Linked DNA regions of Homo sapiens: region 1 is linked to region 2. The links are chromatin contacts, found by Hi-C or POLR2A ChIA-PET in ENCODE. All regions are on one chromosome and are shown on one strand. Each heading gives the region's core, a stretch centred on a gene start or an enhancer-like site at or near the end of the contact. The rest is flanking DNA. Distances are from core to core; before and after follow the strand shown.

Region 1 (5,566 bases), core at 596-3,095, 3.1 Mb after region 2:
CCAGGAAAGAAAAGTGATCAGGATATGAGGCACATTCTGATCCATCAAAGATGCTTATATGCTTTGCCTTTCTCTAGAAGGAAAACGGACCCCACTGAAGGTAGAGATGCAATCCCAGACTTTCAGAGGGGGGGTGTGGCCAATTGCTATCAGTAGTTTAGGACTCACATCTGGCATTTCTGTCTACCAATACATCTATTTTGACACTGCTTGTGCTGAGGTCCCAAATGTCTATTATCTCCAAGTACTGTGGCTTTCTATTCCTATCTGTACCTGTCCCAGGGAATTGGTCAAGGACTCACATTAGGGAGAAATGAAGTACTGGGTATCTGTTACTCACGTCCCTTACACTTAGGTAGACTGCCAGTATTAGCAGTAGTGGTCCGCTTCCAGTGACCGTCATATTATCTGTTCAGCTTCCTCTGGGGAAGCCAATCTGCCCCAATCTTCATGGTTTTGTGTCTCCTTTTTTACCCATATGACCATCTCTCTCCACCGTGTCTCCCTCATCAAATAAAGAGAAGTTTAGCAACTAAGTACCTGAGGAGGTGGGAAAGGAATGCTACTCATTCCTCAGCTCTCCTAGTTACCTTTCCACTCCCTTCATCCCCCCACATTCCCTCATTTCTCTCACCTGGTACTCCTGCACCACCTCCTCCAAAGGCAGCACGCTGTGCTGTTTGTGGCTCCTGGATTCTCGGCACACCACACAGATGGCCTCTTTGTCCACCTCACAGAAGAGTTTCAGGGCTTCCTGGTGTTTAAAGCACATGCCCTGATCATTACTCCGGTTTCCCCGATAAGGAGTGGGGCACATCTGGCGAATTATCTGGACCATGTTGGCCAGCTGCAAGTTGGGACGAAAGCTGCGACGTGTAAAGCTCTTTCGGCACTGGGGGCAGGTGAACTGCCCTGGAAGGGGCAAGGAAGGAGGCGGGTGGATGTCAGGATACAGCTCTTCATCTTCGTCCTCATCGTATGCTTCCAGTATTTCTTCTTCTCGGTAGACATCAATTCTCAGGTCAGGTCTCAAGCCTCCTAGGTAATAGTCCTGATCTTCCTCTTCTTCTTCTTCCTCCTCGTCCCACATATAGTCTACGTTGTCCCAATTAGTTATACCACTGTCACCGAGCCAGAGTTCATCGTCATCTTGGTCTTGGAACAACTCTTCGTCAGCATTCCCCCGATACAACACCTCTCGAATGGAGCCGTCCCATCCATCCATGGCCCCCACCGCTTCCTCGTCCTCCTCCTCCTCCCATTCATCTTCCTCCTCGTTCTGGTCCTCCTCGTCCTCCTTACTCCACAGCTGGGTCACACACCCTCGGCAGAAGTTGTGCCCACAGCTGATGGACACGGGGTCCTTGAAGTAATCCAAGCAGATGGCACACACCGCTTCCTCCTGAAGGGTCTGCATGGGGCTGGGAGTAGTGGCATAACCAGCCATCTTAATGCCCGCCGGCAGGTGTAGATACGTCAGCTTGGAGCTGAGGAGCGGGGACGCGCCTGCAGGCCTGCCTCCAAACTACTCTGGTGACCCGAGGCTGTCCTCAACCTTGCTCTTCTTCCTCGGGGCCGCAGGGGAGCTTTGACCCCCTCTCTCAGGGTGCGAACGCCCAGATCCAGACTCACAGCCTCTCTCTGGGATCGGTGGGGACAGAGCAGGCTGCAGCCCCCAGCTGCTCGGTCCTGTCACGTCTCTCGCTACCCTCAGGGTGTGCCCTACACTGCGGCGTCCGCCTCAGATGCAGCCGCTGGCTACCCTGCCCGAGGCGACGCAAAATGACGTCTCGCTCCTGCACACGCTCTGGAGAGACGCTCTAGGCCGGCGGAGGACCACGTCTCTATGGTGTGCCGGGGGCCGCGCGGGCCGGGAGTTGGGTGGGCTGGGGGACAGGCGCGCCCGCGCCGCCCGCTCCAGCTGGGCTAGTGCTGCACATTCCGGCCAGCCCCTCCTCAAGACCCCATTCCCAAGCCCCTTCTCAGCTCCCTCGGGCCGGCAGAGCGGCTCTGATCAGGTCAGCGGCGGACGCCGGGAAGAGGCCCGGCTTGGGAGAGGTGGTTTGGTGGGTTGGCTGGTTCTAGATGGTGGGGGGGTCAACACTTGAGGGGGACTGGGTCTCCGAGCCGTTGTCCAGCCTGAGCCGGAGCCCCAGGAAGGTTAGAGGGAAGGGGGATAAATCTCTCCGGAAGCCCCGCCCGGGCCGGGGCCGAGTTGGTCCGCGGCGGTGGGGAAGCCTGGGACACCACCCTGGTGCTGTCGCCCGTCCCGCCGTCCGCGCTTGGGGTGCCTTTGTGGGGATCCGGGCGCCGCACAGCTGGGAGGGCCTGCCGCCCGGGAGGCTCGGATCCGGGGCGCCCAGTGCCCCCCGCTGCCTTCCGTGAGCCGTCGGGCCCCAGCTCCACGTAGGCCTCAGACCCAGCCCTGTTTCTGCTTGCGGGGCCGCGGCTGCGCAGTATTGCGGCGTCTGCCAGCAAAGCTGCGCCCCGGTCGTGGGTCCCCTGAGGGGGCCGGGGCTCAAGTTCCCTTCGGTGCTGCCGCCTGCGTCGGGCCAGGGTTCCGAGTTCCAGCCCTGAGCTCTGTGAGCTCGGCCGGGAGGGGGCTGGATTTGGGACCACACTTCCTCACCGCCGTGGTTTAGACTTAGTTTGAGAGCGGCTGGCCCCTCCTTCCTGTCCCGGTGTCCTCCGCTGTCTGTTATGCCCTTCACTCCTCCCTGGGGAGGGAGGGCTGGGGGCGCTGTCTGGGTCTGTTTTCCACCCCAGCGGGGCCCTAGGGCAGTGTCATTTAGACTCCACTCTGTCACCTTTCCTGGAGAGGGGACCTGATCCAGGGCTGAGAGGTTTTTTTTTTTTTTTTTTTTTTTGAGATGGAGTCTGGCTGTTGCCCAGGATGCAGTGCAGTGGCGCGATCTCGGCTCACTGCAAGCTCCGCCTCCCAGGTTCACGCCACTCTCCTGCCTCAGCCTCCCGAGTAGCTGGGACTACAGGCGCCCGCCACCACGCCCGGCTAATTTTTTTTTTTTTGTATTTTTAGTAGAAACGGGGTTTCACCCTGTTAGCCAGGATGGTCTCGATTTCCTGACCTCGTGATCCGCCCACCTCGGCCTCCCAAAGTGCGGGCTGAGAGATCTTACAGTGGGAGGGGGAATCAGGCCCTGGGGAAAGGCTTCTCAGGGGTTGTCTCCTTCTGTCTTCTGTCTCTGCAGGTAGGGATAGAACCAGGTCAGGCCTGGATTTGTAGTCCCAGAGAACAGAGGATGGAGATGGGGGCTGGACGCAGCTCAGAGGGGCTGGTGCTCATGGGCTCTGTGTATGCCTTCTCCTGTGGCCTGGTTCTGTGTACAGATGTTCTACCCCAGTGCTGAGGGCCAAGACACCCTCTTGGCCTTGGTGCTGGGGGCATCCTGGGGCAAGGAGTGTAGGCAGAACTCCTCAACATTGGAGATTTGGGGAAATTGTGTCCCCTCCCTTTTAGACTCCTGTAGCCCCCTGCAGTGGCACGATCTGGGCCCACAGCAATCTCCACCTCCTGGGCTCAAGCAGTCCTCCCACTTCAGCTTCTGGAATAGCTGGGAACACAGGCATGCACCACCACTCCAGGCTAATTTCTTTATTTTTTTATAGAGACAGGGTTTCGTCATGTTGCCCAGGCTAAAGTGCCGTGGCTATTTATAGTCACGATTATTGCACCCTACCACCTCAAACTCCTGGACTCAAGTGATCCTCCCGCCTCAGCCTGTGGAGTAGCTGGGACTACAGGCATGCACCACTATGCCTGATTTACCCATTCTCTTTTAGATTTTTTTTTTTTTTGAGAGAGGGTCTTGCTCTGTTGCCCAGGCCAAATGCAGTGGTATGATCATGGCTCATTGCACCCTTGACCCCTGGGCTCAAGTGATCATCCTGCCTCAGCCTCCCAAGTAGCTGGGACTACAGGTGTGCATTACCACATCTGGCTAATTTTTATTATTTTTTTTTTTGTAGAGATGAGGTCCTGCTATGTTGCCCAGGCTAGTCTTGAACTCCTGGTTTAAGCAGTCCTGCCTCAGCCTTACAAAGTGCGGGAATTACAGATGTGAGCCACTACGCTCAGCCCCATACAAGGTTTTTTTTCTTTCTTTACCTGCCCTTCAATAAGAAGTACATTGCACATACTGATCCAATATAGACCTGCACATATATAACAGAAAGAAAATTTCTGCAGTGTTCTTTCCCTTATGACATCCAAAGCACTCTGATATTTTCTGTTTTATTTCAGTAAAATGCTGTTGAAGGCCCACGGGCATGACTGCACCCCTCACTAATTGGTCATTGGTTTGGGGAGGACACCACTGTCCCAGTGGAACCTTGAGCACACCTTGGAGCCCTCCTCTTCCTCTCCGGACCTGTGCCAAACTGTGAGTGGCACAGAGCAAGGACTGTATGTGTTCTCTTCTTTGTTGCATACTCAGTTCCTTGACCACAGTGCCAAGCACACAGCGAGCACTCCCTGTGTATCTGCTGAGTAAATAAACGAATGAACAAACCCAACACATTTCAGCCAAGTCCTGCTGATGTTTCTCCTCCGATCTAGCTCCTCCTTTCCAGCCTTACTTCTGCCACTCCAGATTTCACCCCCATCAGCTTCAGACTGGATAAAAGGAAACCATTTCTCTAAAGGATCACTTGCTCTCTCATTTCAGGCCATCCTGCAGCCACCAGAACCTTCCACATGAAATGAAAGGCTCACCACTTCATAGGCTTTAAGGAAATTCTTGGCCAGGTGTGGTGCCTCACTCATGTAATCCCAGTGCTTTAAGAGGCCAAGATGGGAGGATTGTTTGAGCCAGCTGTTTGAGACCAGCCTGGGCAACGTCATGAGACCCCATCTCCACAAAAAAAAAAAAAAAGAAAATTGGCTGGGTGCGGTGGCTCATGTCTGTAATCCCAGCAATTTTGGAGGCTGAGGCGGGTGGATCACTTGAGGTCAGGAGTTTGAGACCAGCCTGGCCAACATGGTGAAACCCCGTCACTACTAAAAATACAAAAATTAGCCAGGCGTGGCGGCAGGTGCCTGTAATCCCAGCTACTTGCGAGGCTGAGGAAGAATTGCGTGAACCTAGGAGGTGGAGGTTGCAGTGAGCCAAGATCATGCTGCTGCACTCCAGCCTGGGCAACAGAGTGAGACTCCATCTCAAAAATAATAAAAATAAATTAAAAAAATTAAAAATTACCTGCGTGTGATGGTGTGCGCCTGTAGTTCCAGCTACTTGGGAGGCTGAATTGGGAGGATCATTTGAGCCCAGGAGGTCAAGGCTGCAGTAAGCAGTGATGGTGCCACTGCCCTCAGCCTGGGCAACAGAACAACATGCAATCTTAAAAAAAAAAAATCCTGGCCAGGCACAGTGGCTTATGACTGTAATCCCAGCACTTTAGGAGACGGAGGCGGGCAGATCACGAGGTCAGGAGATTGAGACCATCCTGGCTAACACGGTGAAACCCCGTCTCTACTAAAAATACAAAAAATTAGCTGGGTGTGGTGGCAGGCGCCTGTAGTCCCAGCTACTTGGGAGGCTGAGGCAGG
Region 2 (6,047 bases), core at 3,408-5,907:
GGGCCCATGACAAGCATTCTGTCCTTCTGACAAACCTTCCCCATAAGGAAAAGGCAGAAGGACCAACTGACCTTCACAGATGCTGCCACTTACCAGGCACTGTGCAGGGTGCTTTAGAGGTGCTAGTTCACTTAATCCTCCCCTTTCAGAGCTGAGGAAACTAAGGCTCAGAGAGAGAAATTAAAGTGTCCCAGGTCAGCCAATTCAGGAAGTGGGTGCATCCAGGGAGGCTGGTTTCACTTCCCCTGGCCTGGTGCCCTGAGTGCCCCACCCCTTGGCATCTGAGCAGTGTGGCTCCCATGCCAACTCTACAGGAATGTCATGTCTGGGGGCAAGTGGCCCCTTGCAGGGGCATCTGCTGTGCAGGTCCAGGAAGGTAAATAAAGTTCACTGAATACAAGATCCCCCCATCCCAGCAGGAGTCCAGCTTGGCCTCTCCCATACTGTCCAGGCAGATGTTGGAGGGAAGAAAAGAGGCCTGGCCTCCTGTTGGTTTCTGCCTCCTCACCTCTGCCCAGCCCACTTTCTTCTCTCAAAGGCCTCAGCAAGGCCAATGGGAGGCCAAGGTCAAGGAGACGGGGTGAGAACAAGAGGCAGCCCGCATGGACAGGACAGGAGCGCAGTGCAGTTGAGCACCTTCTTTTTCTTTTTTTTTTTTTTTGAGATGGAGTCTCGCTCTGTCAGCCAGGCTGCTGGAGTGCCGTGGTGCAATCTTGGGACACTGCAACCTCCACCTCCCAGGTTCAAGTGATTCTCCTGCCTCAGCCTCCTGAGTAGTTGGAACTATGGGAGTGCGCCATCACATCTGCCTAATTTTTGTATTTTTAGTACAGACAGATTTTCACCATGTTGGCCAGGCTGGTTCTCGAACTCTTGATCTCAGGTGATCCACCTGCCTTGGCCTCCCAAAGTGCTGGGATTACAGGCATGAGCCACTGTGTCCTGCCTTTATTTATTTATTTATTTATTTATTTTTGAGACGGAGTCTCGCTCTGTCGCCCAGTCTGGAGTGCAGTGGCACCATCTCGGCTCACTGCAAGCTCCACCTCCTGGGTTCATGCCATTCTCCTGCCTCAGCCTCCCGCGTAGCTGGGACTACAGGCGCCCACGACCACACTCTGCTAATTTTTTGTATTTTTAATAAAGATAGGGTTTCACCGTGTTAGCCAGGATGGTCTCGATCTCCTGACCTCGTGATCCTCCTGCCTCGGCCTCCCAAAGTGCTGGGATCACAGGTGTGAGCCACCGTGCCCGGCCTTTTTTTTTTTAAAGACAGGGTCTTGCTCTGTCACCTAGGCTGGAGTGCAGTGTTCGATCATAGCTCACTGCAGCCTCTGATTCCTAGGCTCAAGGGATCCTTTTGCCTCAGCCTCTCGAGTAGCTGGGACTATAGGCACCACTGGCTTGGCTAATTTTTTATTTTTTTATAGAGATGGGGTCTTGCTATGTCGCCCAGGGAACTCCTGGGCTTAAGCAATGCTCTCACCTCGGCCTCCTAATGCGTTGGCATTACAGGCGTGAGCCACTGCACCCAACCCAGAATCTGAGTTTTCATCAGAACTTAGCTGTGACCTCTCTCTCTCTTCCTCATGCCATTTCTTGCAAGTGGATTCTTATAAGAACCTTCATTCAAACCCTCTCATAAACATCTCTATCACTGTCTCTCCCACTCAGTTGACAGAATGAACACCTTCTCGGCAGCTTCCAGCTTCCAGGTCCTCCTTGGCCCCATTTCTTTCCCTAGAGACCCAGGGGACCCGACCTCCCTGCCTGCCTGTGCCACCTCACAGGCCCCACGTCCAGCTGCGTGCACAAGCTCCTCTCTCTCAATGCTTCGGAGGCTCCCAGCGCCCACTTCAAGAGGCTTCTCTGGGTCTGCTCTCGGTTGCCACCTTCGTCCCTTCCCACCACTAACCTTTCCCACCCAGGGCTTGGACCTTGCTAGCAAGCTGAACGTGCCCTGCCTTCTCTAGCCCTGCTATCTGCTCTGCTGGGAACACTCCTCAGTGGAAATGCTTCCAGGACCATCTCAAAAACCATTGCTCCAGTGAGGCCTTTCCTTGGGTCCCCCAAACAGCCAAACAGGTTCTTGCTCTGAAACTTTATCTGTCCCAGTGAGTAACCCTACCAGACTGGCTCCTCAAGGGCTGAGACCCACAGCAGCTATTAATGAGTTTTCTTAGACAAGTATTCTGAAGTCTGGCAGTTCTATTAGAAATTCTGGCCGGGCGTGGTGGCTCACGCCTGTAATCCCAGCACTTTGGGAGGCCGAGGCAGGTGGATCACCTGAGGTCGGGAGTTCAAGACCAGCCTGACCAACCCCGTCTCTACTAAAAATACAAAATTAGCCGGGCATGGTGGCACACACCTGTGCCAACCAGCTACTCGGGAGGCTGAGACAGAAGACTCGCTTGAACCTGGGAGGGGGAGGTTGCAGTGAGCTGAGATCACGCCATTGCACTTCAGCCTAGGCAACAAGGGTGAAACTCCATCTCAAAAAAAAAAAAAAGTTGCCGGGCGCAGTGGCTTATGCCTGTAATCCTAGCACTTTGGGAGGCCAAGGGGGGGTGGATCACGAGGTCAGGGGATCGAGATCATCCTGGCTAACATGGTGAAACCCCATCTCCACTAAAAATACAAAAAATTAGCCGAGTGTGGTGGTGGGCACCCGTAGTCCCAGCTATTTGGGATGCTGAGGCAGGAGAATGGCGTGAACCCGGGAAGCGGAGCTTGCAGCGAGCTGAGATCGCACCACTGCACTCCAGCCTGGGCGACAGAGCAAGACTCCATCTCAAAAAAAAAGTTCTTTCAGCCAGGCATGGTGGCTCACGCCTGTACTCCCAGCACACTGAGAGGCTGAGGCAGGCAAATCATTTGCCTTAATTGATTTGCCCACCTCGTCTTCCCAAAGTGCTGGGATTACAGGCGTGAGCCGCCATGCCTGGCCAGAAGTTCTTCCTAGAGGTTCTATGCTGTCCTAGCAAGAATTGGTAAGAACAGCATAGAACACAAGGGGTTGCAAATTTGTGGGCCGTAGACCAAATCTGTTCCACAAGTGACAAGATGTTTTTTAATTGAGGTAAAATGTGCATACCATAAAATTAGCCGTTTTAAAGCAAACAATTCAATGACATTTGTATATTCATAACGTTGTGCAACCACCACCTCTGTCAGGCTCCAAAACATTTTCCTCATCCCAGAAGGAAACCCTATGCTTGTTAGGCAATCACTCTGCCTTTCTCTCTCCCCACAGCCTCTGGCTCTAATCTGCTTTCTGTTTGTCTGGATTTACTTATTATAAATGGCATCATTAACACATGTGGGCTTTGTGTCTGGTTTCTTTCACTTGCCATGTTTTGGAGGTTTATCCATGTTGTAGCAGGTATCATCAGTGTTTCATTCCTCTTTTTCTTTTCTTTTCTTTCTTTTTTTTTTTGAGACAGGCTTACGCCATCATCCAGGCTGGAGTGTAGTGGCACAATCTCCGTTCATTGCAACTCTGCCTCCTGGGTTCAAGCAATTCTCCTACCTTAGCCTCCCGAGTAGCTGGGATTACAGGCTCGCTCCACCATGCCTGGCTAATGTTTGGTGTTTTTGGTAGAGATAGAATTTCGCCATGTTGGCCAGGCTGGTCTCAAACTCCTGACCTCAAGTGAGCCGCCTGCCTCGGCCTCCCAAAATGCTAGGATTACAGGGGTGAGCCACCACATCAGGTCTTTTTTTTTTTAAGATAGAGATGGAGTTTTGTGAGTTGCCCAGGCTGTTCCTGAACTCCTGGCCTCCAAAAGTGCTGGGAGAGTTCAGACATGAGTCATCACATGGCGTTCATTTCTTTTTTATGGCTGAATAATATTCCACTGAATGGATCTACCATTGTTTGCTTACACCCTCATCAATTGTTAGTTTGGGCTGTTTCCACCTTTTGGCTCTTTGACTATTGTGACTAGTACTGCCAAGAACATTACTTGTTTGAGGACTATAATTGCCGGATCATATGGTAACTCTATGCTTAACTTTTGAATTAGAAACGGTGTTTTAATTTTTCGAATATGACTCCTTTACGTGTCTGTGTCTGTTTCCATGTCTTCCTACTGTCTTAGTAGGAAGCTCACGACTCATTTGCGTAATTTTTCTGGCCCCTGAAGGCACCTGATTTTGCTGCCCCTAGAATACTTTGGAGGCAAAAAGAAAATAACTCTGTGCCCAATTCAGCCAGAGTCGTGGGGTAAAATCTTTTCACTTCTCAAAGTACTACTGTGGTTCATCCCCAAAGGGGGGAAATCAGGTTTTCCGGAGAGGAGGCGGCTACAATTAGGGAGGTGAGGGACCTCACGCGCCTCTTCCTTAGAGGAGGCGGGCGAGGCGAACGGCGGAGGAGGAGAAGCGGGGGCGCTGTGCGCTCTCTGGGGCGTGGGCCGCGCTCGGGGCTGCCCACCCCTCGGGAACGAGCCGGGGCGCTCAAGGAGGCAGCGACGCGAGGCGCAGCCGGTCCAGGTTTCGCCCGCCACCGCCGTGCGGCGCCTCTGCGGGTCAGGGCCGGGGGCGCGGTCGGGGCCGGGCGGGGCCCAGGTTGGCTCGCGGGTAGGCGGCCCCGCCCCCCACATCCGGGGGCCGGGGCCGGGCTGTGGGCTTGCCGCGCGCCGGTGAGTCAGGCCGGGTTTTCCCTCCGCCTTTGGGGCAGGCGATCGAGCGCCGCGGAGCGCGTCCCTCCCTCGCCAATCCGGCTCCGGCGCCGGCGCCCGCCCGCGTTTTCCCGGCGCCTGCCGCTCCGCCGCTCCGACCCGGCACGCAGTCCCGGCCCGAGCCGACGCCTTGCAGGAGGGTTCAAATCCGCGCGGGGGAGCTGCGACGCGCAAGGGCTGCGGAGCCGCGGGCCGGCGAGCGCGTCGCCACCATGGTAAGTGGGGCGCGCGAGGGGCTGGGGACCCGGGCTGGACTCGGGGGGTGGGGAGGGGTGGGGCGGGTCGCCAAGGTCTTGTTTTCGGGCGTCCTTGGCAAAGCTGCTGTCCCGCTGGCCGAGGCTCCCGTCTGAGAGATGGGCGGGGGTGGCAAGGTGCGGCGTGCGCCCAGGTGTCCCCTGCTCCCGGTCACCGAGGCACCGGATCGGGGACCGACCCCGATGCTCCGCTGGAGGGGCAGGCGGCAGGCTACCTTGCTCTCCCCAACCCCTGCAAACGCGCTTTCCAGGGAGCAGCGCGCGGGACCCCTGCGCCACGGCTGGGTGGGGCAGGCGTCCTTGGCGCCGGCGTCTGACCTCGGCCTCCGCCCCCCGGCCCAGCCGCTCCCGGCAGGCCTCAGGGAGGGGCCAGGAGGAGACGCGCCTCCCACCCCGCCCCCCAGGTAGCTCCGGGACCTCCCGCAGCTTTGGGGAACCCTCGCCTTCACCCCTGCTTTCCTGACACAAATTCCGTGGGGATGCAACCTCGTTTGCCCCTCTGACTTCCCCATGAGATCTCTCGCTTCCTCCCACACCTCCTTTATCCCCCAACCCCCTGCCGGTCCACCAGGCTGCAGCTGCGGGTCTGCGGGTAGGGGACATTCCTAGGTCTTGACCGCCAGAGCACCCGGTCCAGTCCCGGCCACAGCCTTTGGCCCAAGTGAGGGCTGGCCTGGGGACAAGCCGAAATCAGGGCCCTGGCTGTATCCAGAAAGAGAACTGAGACCCGTTGCCTCCCACTGGGCCACCCCCCGACCCCAACCACATAGGAACAGATTGGGCCTGGCTGTCCTCGGGAGGGAGCGGACGCAGGAGGCCATCCTGGGCGCGGTTATCAGCCTCCTCCCAGGGCCCTCCCAGGCAGGGCTTCTCTACCGGCTGGCAGCGTGTGGTGTGCATGTGCCAGACTGTGAATGAATGCGGCCAGCCTGCCTCTGCCACCGCCTCTAGAGCTAGCATAGCGACTCGGAGTCCCCATGAGGCAGGTTTCCTCTATTTCTTCCTGACCTGGGGGGCAGCAGGAGGGATTCCAGGCCTGGTGGACCGCAGTCTAGGGCAGCCTGGTTGCAAGTGTCCTTGGGAGAAACAGGCATGGAGGGCTGGGCAGACA

The links. Hi-C counts contacts between places; a loop is a spot of excess contacts on that map. ChIA-PET counts read pairs that join two places held with the same protein, here RNA polymerase II (POLR2A). Pooled maps may share reads with other maps.
Region 1: a map with no recorded cell type shows a loop between it and region 2 (13-fold over the local background). The contact joins the promoter of TRIM52-AS1 here to the promoter of N4BP3 in region 2. A Hi-C loop is called at or near these places in 1 of 37 single-sample maps with no recorded cell type and 1 of 50 pooled maps. POLR2A ChIA-PET finds 5 or more read pairs at or near these places in 1 of 52 experiments (CD8-positive, alpha-beta memory T cell).

What each region holds. Positions count from the first base shown.
Region 1 is chr5:181,259,367-181,264,932 of GRCh38, forward strand. TRIM52-AS1 (TRIM52 antisense RNA 1) reads left to right here and starts at 1,846. Exons shown (of 3, transcript NR_102762.1): 1 at 1,846-2,018. It overlaps TRIM52 (tripartite motif containing 52), which reads right to left and starts at 1,777. Exons shown (of 2, transcript NM_001346048.2): 1 at 635-1,777. The coding sequence starts at 1,447. RefSeq lists enhancers at 1,478-1,527, 1,708-1,757, 5,489-5,566 and silencers at 1,898-2,047, 2,158-2,407.
Region 2 is chr5:178,108,875-178,114,921 of GRCh38, forward strand. It overlaps N4BP3 (NEDD4 binding protein 3), which reads left to right and starts at 4,658. Exons shown (of 5, transcript NM_015111.2): 1 at 4,658-4,897. RefSeq lists silencers at 4,398-4,947, 5,028-5,347, 5,698-5,747 and enhancers at 5,786-6,047, 5,828-5,887.